2 separate regions of the Homo sapiens genome follow, and region 2 is linked to region 1. A link is an interaction called in ENCODE POLR2A ChIA-PET data of the cell type or tissue named here. Cell type or tissue: PC-9. All regions are shown on one strand. Each heading gives the region's core, and the rest is flanking DNA. Links, peaks and the distances in the headings are about the cores only. Region 1 has its middle 32 kb from the start of ENAH. Region 2 overlaps ENAH (ENAH actin regulator).

Evidence for each region. Peaks named below come from ENCODE experiments on the same cell type or tissue, not always from the same donor. Only the 100,000 strongest peaks of a DNase experiment are listed, where the experiment ranks them.
Region 2: POLR2A ChIA-PET joins it to region 1 with 6 read pairs; 5 of 35 experiments call an interaction of 5 or more read pairs at or near these places.

The regions. Positions count from the first base shown.
Region 1 is chr1:225,682,830-225,688,208 of GRCh38, forward strand. No RefSeq gene overlaps it. Among named protein-coding and RNA genes, the nearest start is that of ENAH, 32 kb to the left of the region's middle. In PC-9, for the core only: no CTCF peak of the experiment used is centred there; no DNase peak of the experiment used is centred there.
Region 2 is chr1:225,614,460-225,619,838 of GRCh38, forward strand. All of the region lies in intron 1 of ENAH (ENAH actin regulator), which reads right to left. Among named protein-coding and RNA genes, the nearest start is that of ENAH, 36 kb to the right of the region's middle. RefSeq lists an enhancer at 267-1,097. In PC-9, for the core only: no CTCF peak of the experiment used is centred there; no DNase peak of the experiment used is centred there; H3K27ac peaks cover 644 bases.

The sequences.
Region 1 (5,379 bases), core at 151-5,150:
TTCAAAAAATTAAGAATTGGGTAATTCTTACCCAATGCTACCAAAGCCACATCGAAAGACCTGCACTAAACCAAATTTCAAATTCTCAACAAATTCCAACCTTACCTTTTCCCCTCCAAGACCCTATCAAAGCTCTATGGATGAGGTGTTCTCCCTAACCACAGTAAGCAATGAACTTGGCTATGTCTTATCAACAGGCTGTGCGGTAGTATTTGGGGATCCAGCATTCAACATCCTAATATGTACAGTACATTAGAAGGTTAATTGATAATCATTGCCGGCACTTCAATAGATGAAAAATAGAATATTTAACATAGTAGTGTAGGGCTTTACAATTTACAGAAGGCTTTCCCATGGGTGACTTCACTGGGCTCACTTACAGTGCACTATGAGAGGTGAGGGGTAAATATTAGTATCATGACCAAGTCACACATGAGAACACAGCCCAAAGACGGGACATGACTTATCTGAGGCTGAAGGGGACCAATTAAAAGCCAGAGTAGAATCTTTATTCTAGGTCTCCCAATTTTAAATATTGACTGTTAACCTACGGAAGTCCCAACGGCAATATTTAGTATTTACATTAAGAGATGAAGCATTTTCTTAAATCTTAAAGAACCAAAGTGTATTTGTTTGCTAGGGCTTCTGAACAAACCACAAATTGGGTGACTTTGTGGCACCGAGGGGTTAATTTGATCAGGTCTGCCTGCCCTGCTTGCTTTTGCTCACTAGCTTTTTCTTTTTTCCTTTTTCCATGAAGCAGAAGGCCGTGGTAGTTGAAGGTCTTGCCACTGAACTCTGAAACTTAACCTTCACTGGCTACTTTATATATAACATTCATACATTACCATGGTAATGGCTGCTTCGGTTGTTTTTCAGGAACTTGGGCCCGCTCCTGTTCAGTTCAAACTAGTTGAGACCACTGACTGACTCTTCCGCCCACCCCGGCCTCCCAGAGTGCTGGGATTACAGGCGTGAGCCACCGCATCCGGCTAGTCCTCTCCTCATTCTAACTTGCTCTCTGTGCCAAAACTGTCTCTTGTCCTCATCTAAAACCTCATTTTTCCTCCTCATTACAGATTGCTCATGCCCCCAAATAGAGCTGTTTTATTTTGAGGAGTCTTCAATTCGGATTGAAGGATGCAGGCACTGGGCCCTCATGAGTGCCTGAGAGGTGGCCTTTTGATGTTGGAGGGCCCAAAACTCCACCCTCCTGATCATGCTAGCAGCACCATTTTCTGTGCATATGTCCTATAAAATGCCACAAACCCCAACTATGTTTGCACAACATGAACCCATTACTTCATTTTTCCCCACCGCCAATCACCTCTCCCTGCACCTTAGACAACCCCACTCCCCTAACCCATCAATATCCCTAAGCTTTATCTTTGGGGAGGCAGATTTGAGAACTGTTCTCCCACCTCCTTGCTTGGCAGCCTCACAAATCTTTTCTCTTTTGCAAAACCCGTGTCACAGTGATTGATTTACTGTGCACAGGCAGAACGGACCTGGACCTGGCCGGTGACATTAGAACAACCAAAATTTGTTGTCTCACAGTTCTGGAGACGAGAAGTCCAAGATGAGGGTGTTGGCAGGGTTGGGTCTTTCCGAGGGCTGAGAAGGAGAATCTGTTCCAGGCCTCTCTTCTCACTTCTGGTGGTTTGCTGGTTTGCTGGCAGTCTTTGGTGCTCCTTGGCTTCTGTCGCATCACCTGGTCTCTGCCTCCATTGTCACATGGTATTCTGCTTGTGCGTGTGTCTGTGTTCCCCCAGCTTTTTTTTTTTTTGAGACTAGGTCTCCCTCTCTCACCCAGGCTGGAGTGCAGTAGCACAACGATAGCTCTCTGGAGCCTTGACCTCCCAGACTCAAGCGATCCTCCTGCATCAGCCTCTTGAATAGCTGGGACTACAGGCGTGCATCACTACACATGGCTAATTTCTTATTTTTTGTATAAGCGGGGTCACGTTTTGTTGCCCAGGGTGGTCTCAAACTCTTAGGCTCAAGTGATCCTTCTGCCTCCACCTCCCAAAGTGCTGGGATGATAGGCATGAGCCACTGCACTCAGCCACATTTCCCCTTTTTATAAAGACACCAGTTTTACTGGATTCAGGGCCCAGCCTACTGTAGTATGACCTCATCATACTTTAACTAATTACATCTGCAGTGACCCTAGTTTCAGAGCCCCGATGCTAAGCATTACACAATGACCCTATTTTCAAATAAGGAAATCTAAGGTACTGGGCTTAGGACTTCAACATGTGAGCTGGGGTGGGTAGGGGAAACATGCAATTCAACCCACAGCACAAAGATAATGAAAGTTTGGTCCATCTCTGCAAGCCCAACAGTTCATAATTGATCCTTGTATTCCAGTAAATCCTTGGGACTAGGGATGGCTTTTAAGACAGGAAAATTTGCTTTAGTGCAGTAATGCTTATTACCCTAGGCAGATAAATTTCCTGGGCTGCTATGTGGCTAATTTTATTTTATTCTCACTAATAAGTAATCATGAATACTTCATGAATTATTGAGCAAAATGCATGCCTGAAAGCCACTGCTTGTATTCAGTTTAAAGAATAGGTCCATTTCAACTGAATTTTGAGTGATAGCAGTAAATAAATTGTGTCTACTGGTGACTCACACCTGTAATCCCAGTGCTTTGGGAGGCTGAGGCAGGAGGATCACTTGAGGCCAGGAGTTCTATACCAGCCTGGGTAATATAGCAAGATCCCATCTCTACAAAAAATTTAAAAATTAGCTGGGTATGGCAGCACACACCTGTAGTCCCAGCTACTCAGGAGGCCAAGGTGGGAGGATCACTGGAGCTCAAGAGGTCAAGGCTGCAGTGAGCTGAGATTGCACCATTGCACTCCAGCCTTGGTAACAGAACAAGACCCTGTCTCAAAAAAAAATTGTGTCTGCAAAAGAACCTGGTCCAGTCTGGTGCATGCTACATGCTACACTCCTACTGGTAAAGATGGGTTTGTGTAAAAATGTAGCTTGAAGAAAATGATGTGTTTTAGTCTACAAAAGTAGACAGGGAACATGGTCTGTTACTAACTTGGGTGAATTTATTCTGGAACCTTTTCTGCTTTAACATTCAAAGGTTGATCCCAGGAGAAAACATTCTACTCCTCAACATGGGTCTTGCCTGATTCATTTACCAACTATGACAGTAAGTACTGATCCATGTAGTCAATGCTTTAAAAAAAACCAGTGACGACAGCCTAGACAGGCTGTTCTTTTTCTTCCTCTCCTTTTTAGTTCATTTTTGTTGATTTTGATGGAAATCTCTATTTTGAGGGAAAGAAATATATTTGCTTACTGTAATCAGATGTTTTTTGAGCCAGTGCATTAGATGTTTTCATGGTTATATCAATTTTAGTTTTATGTAATATCAAATAGATTTAAGTATTACATACATGTATATATACATATGAAATCTATCTGTAAATTATAAACTAATAATAGAATAAACATATGGGAAAACCACTTTCAACAACTTAAGAATCAGAACATTACCAGTAACTGTCTTCTTTCCTCCAGGGGTAATCATTCTCCTAAATTTGTGACTTCTTTGCCTTTAAAAACTTTTATCTTTTTTAATCGATATATCATAGTTGTACATTTTTTGGAGTAAATGTGGTATAAAAAAAGTTGACTGGGCACAGTGGCTCATGCCCGTAATCCCAGCACTTTGGAAGGCTAAGGCGGGCGGATCACCTGAGGTCAGGAGTTCGAAGCCAGCCTGGCCAACATGGTGAAACCCCATCACTACTAAAAATACAAACAATTAGCCGGGCGTGGTGGCAGGTGCCTGTAATTCCAGCGACTCAGGAGGCTGAGGCAGGAGAATCGCTTGTACCTGGGAGGCAGAGGTTGCAGTGAGCCAAGACCACACCATTGCACTCCAGCCTGGGCAACAAGAGTGAAACTCCATCTCAAAAAAAAAAAAAAAAAAAAGTTTTGCCACATATGGCATATGTTGTTTTGTTTAGTTTTGCTGGTTGGGGGTTTTATAAAAATAACATACTATTTTAGTCTTCTGTGACCAGCTCTTTTCTCTCAATATTGTGTTTCTGGGATTCACTCACATTGCTGCATGTAGCAATATAGTTCATTCCTTTTCATTGTTGTGTAATAGACAATTGTGTTAATGCTCCACAATTTACTTATCCATATTCCTGGCAATGGGCATTTGAGTTGTCTGCAGTTTTTTGCTCTTGTGAATTATGAACATTCTACATTTCTCCAGGTATGTATGTCAAAGAGTTACACTACAGGGCATTGGTTTCCAAACTTTAAAAAACTGTAATATGTTTTATACACACATATTTTACAGGTACCATAAATACTTTACATCACAACTGTACACACATGGTGCACACATATGTGAAACCAACAATTTATGAAACAAAACTTACTCTTTTTTCTTTTTTTTCACTCCAGCACTCAAGTTGGAGTGCAGTGGTACAATCACAAGGCTCACAGCAGCCTCCACCTCCCAGGCTTACGTGATCCTCCCATCTCAGCCTCCCAAGAAGCTGGAACTACAAGCATGCACCACCATGCCCAGCTAATTTTTGTATTTTTTGTAGAGACAAGGTTTCACCATGTTGCCCAGGCTGGTAAAACTTACTCTTACTATACTAAGTTTTTCCACTCTACTGAATTTTATTTTGTTTGTTTAAAAAAAAAAAAGTTGGTTGAGGCCAGAAGCAGCAGTTCACATCTATAATCCTAGTGCTTCAGGAGGCCAAGGCAGGAGTATCACTTGAGGCCAGAAGTTCAAGACCAGCCTGGGCTGGGCGCGGTGGCTCACGCCTGTAATCCCAGCACTTTGGGAGGCCAAGGCGGGGGGATCACGAGGTCAGGAGATTGAGACCATCGAGACCATCCTGGCTAACACAGTGAAACCCCGTCTCTACTAAAAAATACAAAAAATTAGCCGGGTGTGGTGGTGGGCACCTGTAGTCCCAGCTACTCGGGAGGCTGAGGCAGGAGAATGGCGTGAATGCAGGAGGCGGAGCTTGCAGTGGGCCAAGATCGTGCCACTGCACTCCAGCCTGGGCGACCCAGCGAGACTCCGTCTCAAAAAAAAAAAAAGACCAGCCTGGGCAACACAGTGAAACCCCATCTCCACAAAAATAAAAAAAAGTTAGCTAGGCTTGGCTTAATGGTGTGTGCCTGTAGTTCCAGCTACTCAGGAGGCTGAGGTAGGAGGATTGCTTGAGCCCAGGAGTTGGAAGCTGCAGTGAGCTATGATTGCACCACTGCACTCCAGTCTGGGTGATAGAGCAAGACCCTGTCTCTGAAGAGAAAAAAAAGGTTGTACCACCAAATTGTAGATGTTTGAAAACACCCAGATCTAGAATACTATAC
Region 2 (5,379 bases), core at 282-5,281, 68 kb before region 1:
CTGGGATGTACCCCCAATCGCTGCACTTGGATGTGTTCTTGCTCATCCATCTGGAAGCTCTCCAGACTCTATCCTTTGGGTTTGTATAGAGGCTTCATTATGTAGACATGACTGATTAAATCACTGGCCACTGGTTATCAACTCATCCTTCAGGCTCTTCCCCTTCCCCTCCCAGGAGATAGGTTGGTTGCTTCTCCTAGCAACCAGCTCCCCCACCCTGAAGCTATCCAGGAGCCCCAGCCACCAGTCATCTCATTAGCATACAAAAAGACATTTATTACAGTACTTTGGTCAGTCCAAGGGTTTTAAGAGCTGTGTGCCAGGAACCAGGAACAGAGACCAAATATGTATTTCTTATTATATTACAATACCACATTTACCTATTTTCACTCAGAAACCTGTCTCAAATTTCCGATTCCATAAGGTAAGTAACCCTTCCTCCAACACCAATCCTACCTCTATTCCACAACCTCAATACCCTTCTCCATACACAAATCCTTAAGAGTAATACTTTTCTCCCTCTCCCTCTCCCCGGTCTCCCTCTCCCTCCACGGTCTCCCTCTGATGCCCTCTCCCCGGTCTCCCTCTCCCTCTCCCTCTCCCTCTCTCTCCACGGTCTCCCTCTGATGCCGAGCGGAGGCTGGACTGTGCTGCCGCCATCTCGGCTCACTGCAACCTCCCTGCCTGATTCTCCTGCCTCAGCCTGCGGAGTGCCTGGGATTGCAGGCGCGCGCCGCCACGCCTGACTGGTTTTTGTATTTTTTCGGTGGAGACGGGGTTTCGCCGTGTTGGCCCGACTGGTCTCCAGCTCCTGACCGCGAGTGATCTGCCTGCCTCGGCCTCCCGAGGTGCCGGGATTGCAGACGGAGTCTCCCTCACTCAGTGCTCAATGGTGCCCAGGCTGGAGTGCAGTGGCGTGATCTCGGCTCGCTACAACCTCCACCTCCCAGCCGCCTGCCTTGGCCTCCCAAAGTGCCGAGATTGCAGCCTCTGCCTGGCCGCCACCCCATCTGGGAAGTGAGGAGCGTCTCTGCCTGGCCGCCCATTGTCTGGGATGTGAGGAGCCCCTCTTCCCGGCCGCCCAGTCTGGGAAGTGAGGAGCGCCTCTTCCCGGCTGCCAGCCCGTCTGGGAAGTGAGGAGCGTCTCTGCCCGGCCGCCCGGCGTCTGAGATGTGGGGAGCGCCTCTGCCCCGCCACCCCGTCTGGGATGTGAGGAGCGCCTCTGCCCAGCCGCGACCCCGTCTGGGAACTGAGGAGTGTCTCTGCCCGACCGCCACCCCGTCTGGGAGGTGAGGAGCGTCTCTGCCCGGCCGCCCCGTCTGAGAAGTGAGGAGCCCCTCTGCCCGGCCGCCACCCCGTCTGGGAGGTGTACCCAACAGCTCATTGAGAACGGGCCATGATGACGATGGCGGTTTTGTCGAATAGAAAAAGGGGGAAATGTGCGGAAAAGAAAGAGAAATCAGATTGTTACTGTGTCTGTGTAGAAAGAAGCAGACATAGGAGACTCCATTTTGTTCTGTACTAAGAAAAATTCTTCTGCCTTGGGATGCTGTTAATCTATAACCTTACCCCCAACCCCGAGCTCTCTAAAACATGTGCTGTGTCCACTCAGGGTTAAATGGATTAAGGGCGGAGCAAGATGTGCTTTGTTAAACAGATGCTTGAAGGCAGCATGCTGGTTAAGAGTCATCACCACTCCCTAATCTCAAGTACCCAGGGACACAAACACTGCGGAAGGCCGCAGGGTCCTCTGCCTAGGAAAACCAGAGACCCTGTTCACATGTTTATCTGCTGACCTTCCCTCCACTATTGTCCTATGACCCTGCCAAATCCCCCCTCCGAGAAACACCCAAGAATGATCAATAAATACTTAAAAAAAAAAAAAAAGAGTAATACTTTGAAATAGTCACATTTAAGGCATGAGAATTATTTCAGACTCACTGGTGACAATATGTCAATATTAAATAATGTTGAGAAAAAAATTTAATGAATGAGTTTATTCATACAAGTAAATTTCAAATTAAAATACATTTAAAAAGGAACCTAACTACAACTACTCTATGTTGATGTATGGTTGAAATGCGGATTCACAAGTACATGTTATATATAGTATTTATAATTATATATTGCATCTATATATAAAAATTGAAGATAAAATATTCTTCTAGGAAAAGATAAGCTAATTGAGATGCTCAAAAATCAAAAGTGATACCACCAATCAGAACTACAAAGTCAATCTAAATATCTCTGGAGGTGGTAATTCCAGACTCCAATAAAATACAAGCATTCAAAATTTATGGTTACTGAGTTTCTACTAGTGATTGGAAAACTAACTCCACCCATTAAATTAAGATTTGAAACCAGGCATGGTGGCTCAGGCCTGTAATCCCAACACTTTGCGAGGCTGAGGCGGGCAGATCACCTGAGGTCAGGAGTTCAAGACCAGCCTGGCCAAGTGGAGAAATCCTGTCTCTACTAAAAATACAAAAACTAGCCAGAGGTGGTGGCAGGCACCTGTAATCCCAGCTACTCGGGAGGTTGAGGCAGGAGAATCGCTTGAACCTGGGAGGCAGAGGTTGCAGTGAGCCAAGATCATGCCACTGCACTCCAGCCGGGGCAACACAGCAAGGCTCCATCTCAATTAAAAAAAAAAAAAGATTTGAAGATGTCCAACTTAAGTGCTGACCTCAGATCAACAAATGCAAATGCATTATCAGACACGAAAAAGAAAAGGACATTTCCATCTGTCTTCCTTATAGTTAGTTGAAATATACATGTCCACTGACAACTATGACATTACTTCTAAAAGTGAATTTAAATTCTATTCACAAAATAACAACCTAACCAAATAAGCAAATATGTAAGTGTACTTCCAGGCCCTATACATTATCCTTTCATACCACAAAAGACGTTCTAGTACTGAGTGACAGCTTTTAGACTATGCTTAGATAGAAATTGGGGTTACTAGGATCCTGGCTCAGGATTTAGACACATTATCTGATACATAAAGGTCAGCATAAACCCAAATTAAAAGCACCCATTGCAGGTTCTTATATCTGTGGTATTAAAAAAGTATTTTTTAAAAAACTGAAAGGATCTTAGCTGTACAGTGCTAAGTGGACAGTGTGGTGACAGGATGGCAATTAATTTAGTCTCTTCCTTAAACTCAACTTAATTTGTATCATCACAACTGGTCAGAGGTATGATTCACGCATGCAACTCCAACTCACTAGTAAGCTTAGGAATAGCCAGCTAAGTAAATTTTACTACTAATGCTTCCAAAGGTCATTAGAATTTACATTCCAACACACAATATGAATAAATCTCATGTGATACTGCCATCTAAACCATCAGAAAGCACCTTAAGTCTCTCCCCTTACCAAAATGGTTAGATAATATACAGCTAATTTTGAACTGAAAGGTTCTGTTACCACCAACCTATGATTAAATCCTGAGCAAAATCTTAAGGGAAGGCATAACATTTTTAATTGTTCATCGTAGCTATCAATTATTCTTTCAAGGAAGCTCTCTTAAAAGAGGAAAGTTATCAGTCAGAAGCATTACCAGCCAGAACTAAGTGAATGTAACTGGAATGAGCAGGAAAACATTTATCCTTGAGGCAAAGGAACATAATTTCAGGAACCAGGAGGCAGATTTCCACTACATACCAACTTGCACCTAATCCCAAACAGATTGTTCAACAGCTGTTGCCCTTGCCAAACTGGTCTCCATTCTCATCCAAACATCCCCCGGAGGAAAATGACAATTCCCTGAAAGCAATCAGCCTTACTAGCAATCAACTTTTCCAAAAACTGGGGAGAAAGAAAAAGTGAACCATGGGCCAATATCCCTAAAACCTAATAAAACAATATCCTGCCAGCAGCTCTTTATATGAAAGGTTCACGCATCTCACTTAAAAAAGAATGGTCATCCAGATACAAAATTGGCCACAGGGACTTCTTTCAATCATCTAGTGGCCAATTTGGAACCTTTTTCTCCTCACCTCTCCAAGATAGTACAGCACAGAAAAAAAGGGGAAGATAATCACCTCTCTGTTCCTACTATCAACTTCTGCTTCATATTCACTAATACGTAGTTCACTGATCCTAGACAGGTGCTCAGAACTGTCTCCACCCATTCCACAAATCTATCAAGTGCCTACCTACCAGTCTTTCTTGTTTTCCTCTGAAATATAGATGAATTCTCAGTGATCACTCTACAAAAACTCAACTTAGAAAGTTTCATGTTCTACTTAAAACACTTAAATGAGAACACTATCTCTGTGCTTTAGGTTTTCTGTTTTTAACCACCTTTATACCAGCAACTACCAGGAATCACCTTTAAAAAAATTCCAAAGGATTCTACTCTATACTAAATTACATTGCGTTACATGCAGGTAAAGGAAAGACATGAGCCAGAGTTCAGAGGAGTTTGATGGCACCAGTGGAGAGAGAGAAGGCCTACTTTCTGGCCCACAATAGGAGGGCAAAAGGTTAAAGAAGTCCGAGGACCCCTACAATGGCTTACCTTCTATCCCCAAGATGCCAAGCCTACATCAATTCATCTCCCAAATCAGCATTACTCAAATGTTTAAGGCCTGTGATAAATAAATACACTGCATATACAACCCAGTACACACACACACACACACAAATGCACAGACACTAAATGTTTCATGAAACACTTGCCATTACCATGTGCAATGTTTCCTGAATATTTTCTATTGTCTTTCATTTGTGATAAATCCTGTTAAAAACCTACAGTTAGAAAAACTAACCTACAGTTAGCAAAACACCACCCTTGCCAATCACGGTGGGTCACGCCTGTAATCCCAGCACTTTGGGAGGCCAAGGCGGGCAGATCACTTGAGGTCAGGAGTTTGAGACCAGCCTGGCCAACATGGTAAAACCCTGTTTCTACTAAAAAATACTAAAATTAGCTGGGCATGGTGGCAAGCACCTGTAGTCCCAGCTACTCGGGAGGCTGAGGCAGGAGAATCACTTGAACCTGAGAGGCAGAGGTTGCAGTGAGCTGAGATCCTGCCACTGCACTCCTGCCTGGGCAACAGAGTAAGACCCCATCTCAAAAACAGAAAAGAGAAACACCACCCTAAAATACTCCCACCTCCCTAGTCTTATTTTGGGGATCAGGGGAAGGAGGATGACTATAGAGAGAAAACCCATCAGAAACTTGGGATTAAGGAGAATCCCTGGGGCAGAAGGGCCTTCAGTCTCAGACATCCCAATTTAAAACCCTGAATGGTCTCAGAGAAATGCTTTTAAAACACAGCTATCAGGTCAATTCTGCAGTCTCAGTGTCTTCCCAAATAAATTATAGACATCAAATGTCTGGTGATACCAAAAACTACTTGTACCCTAA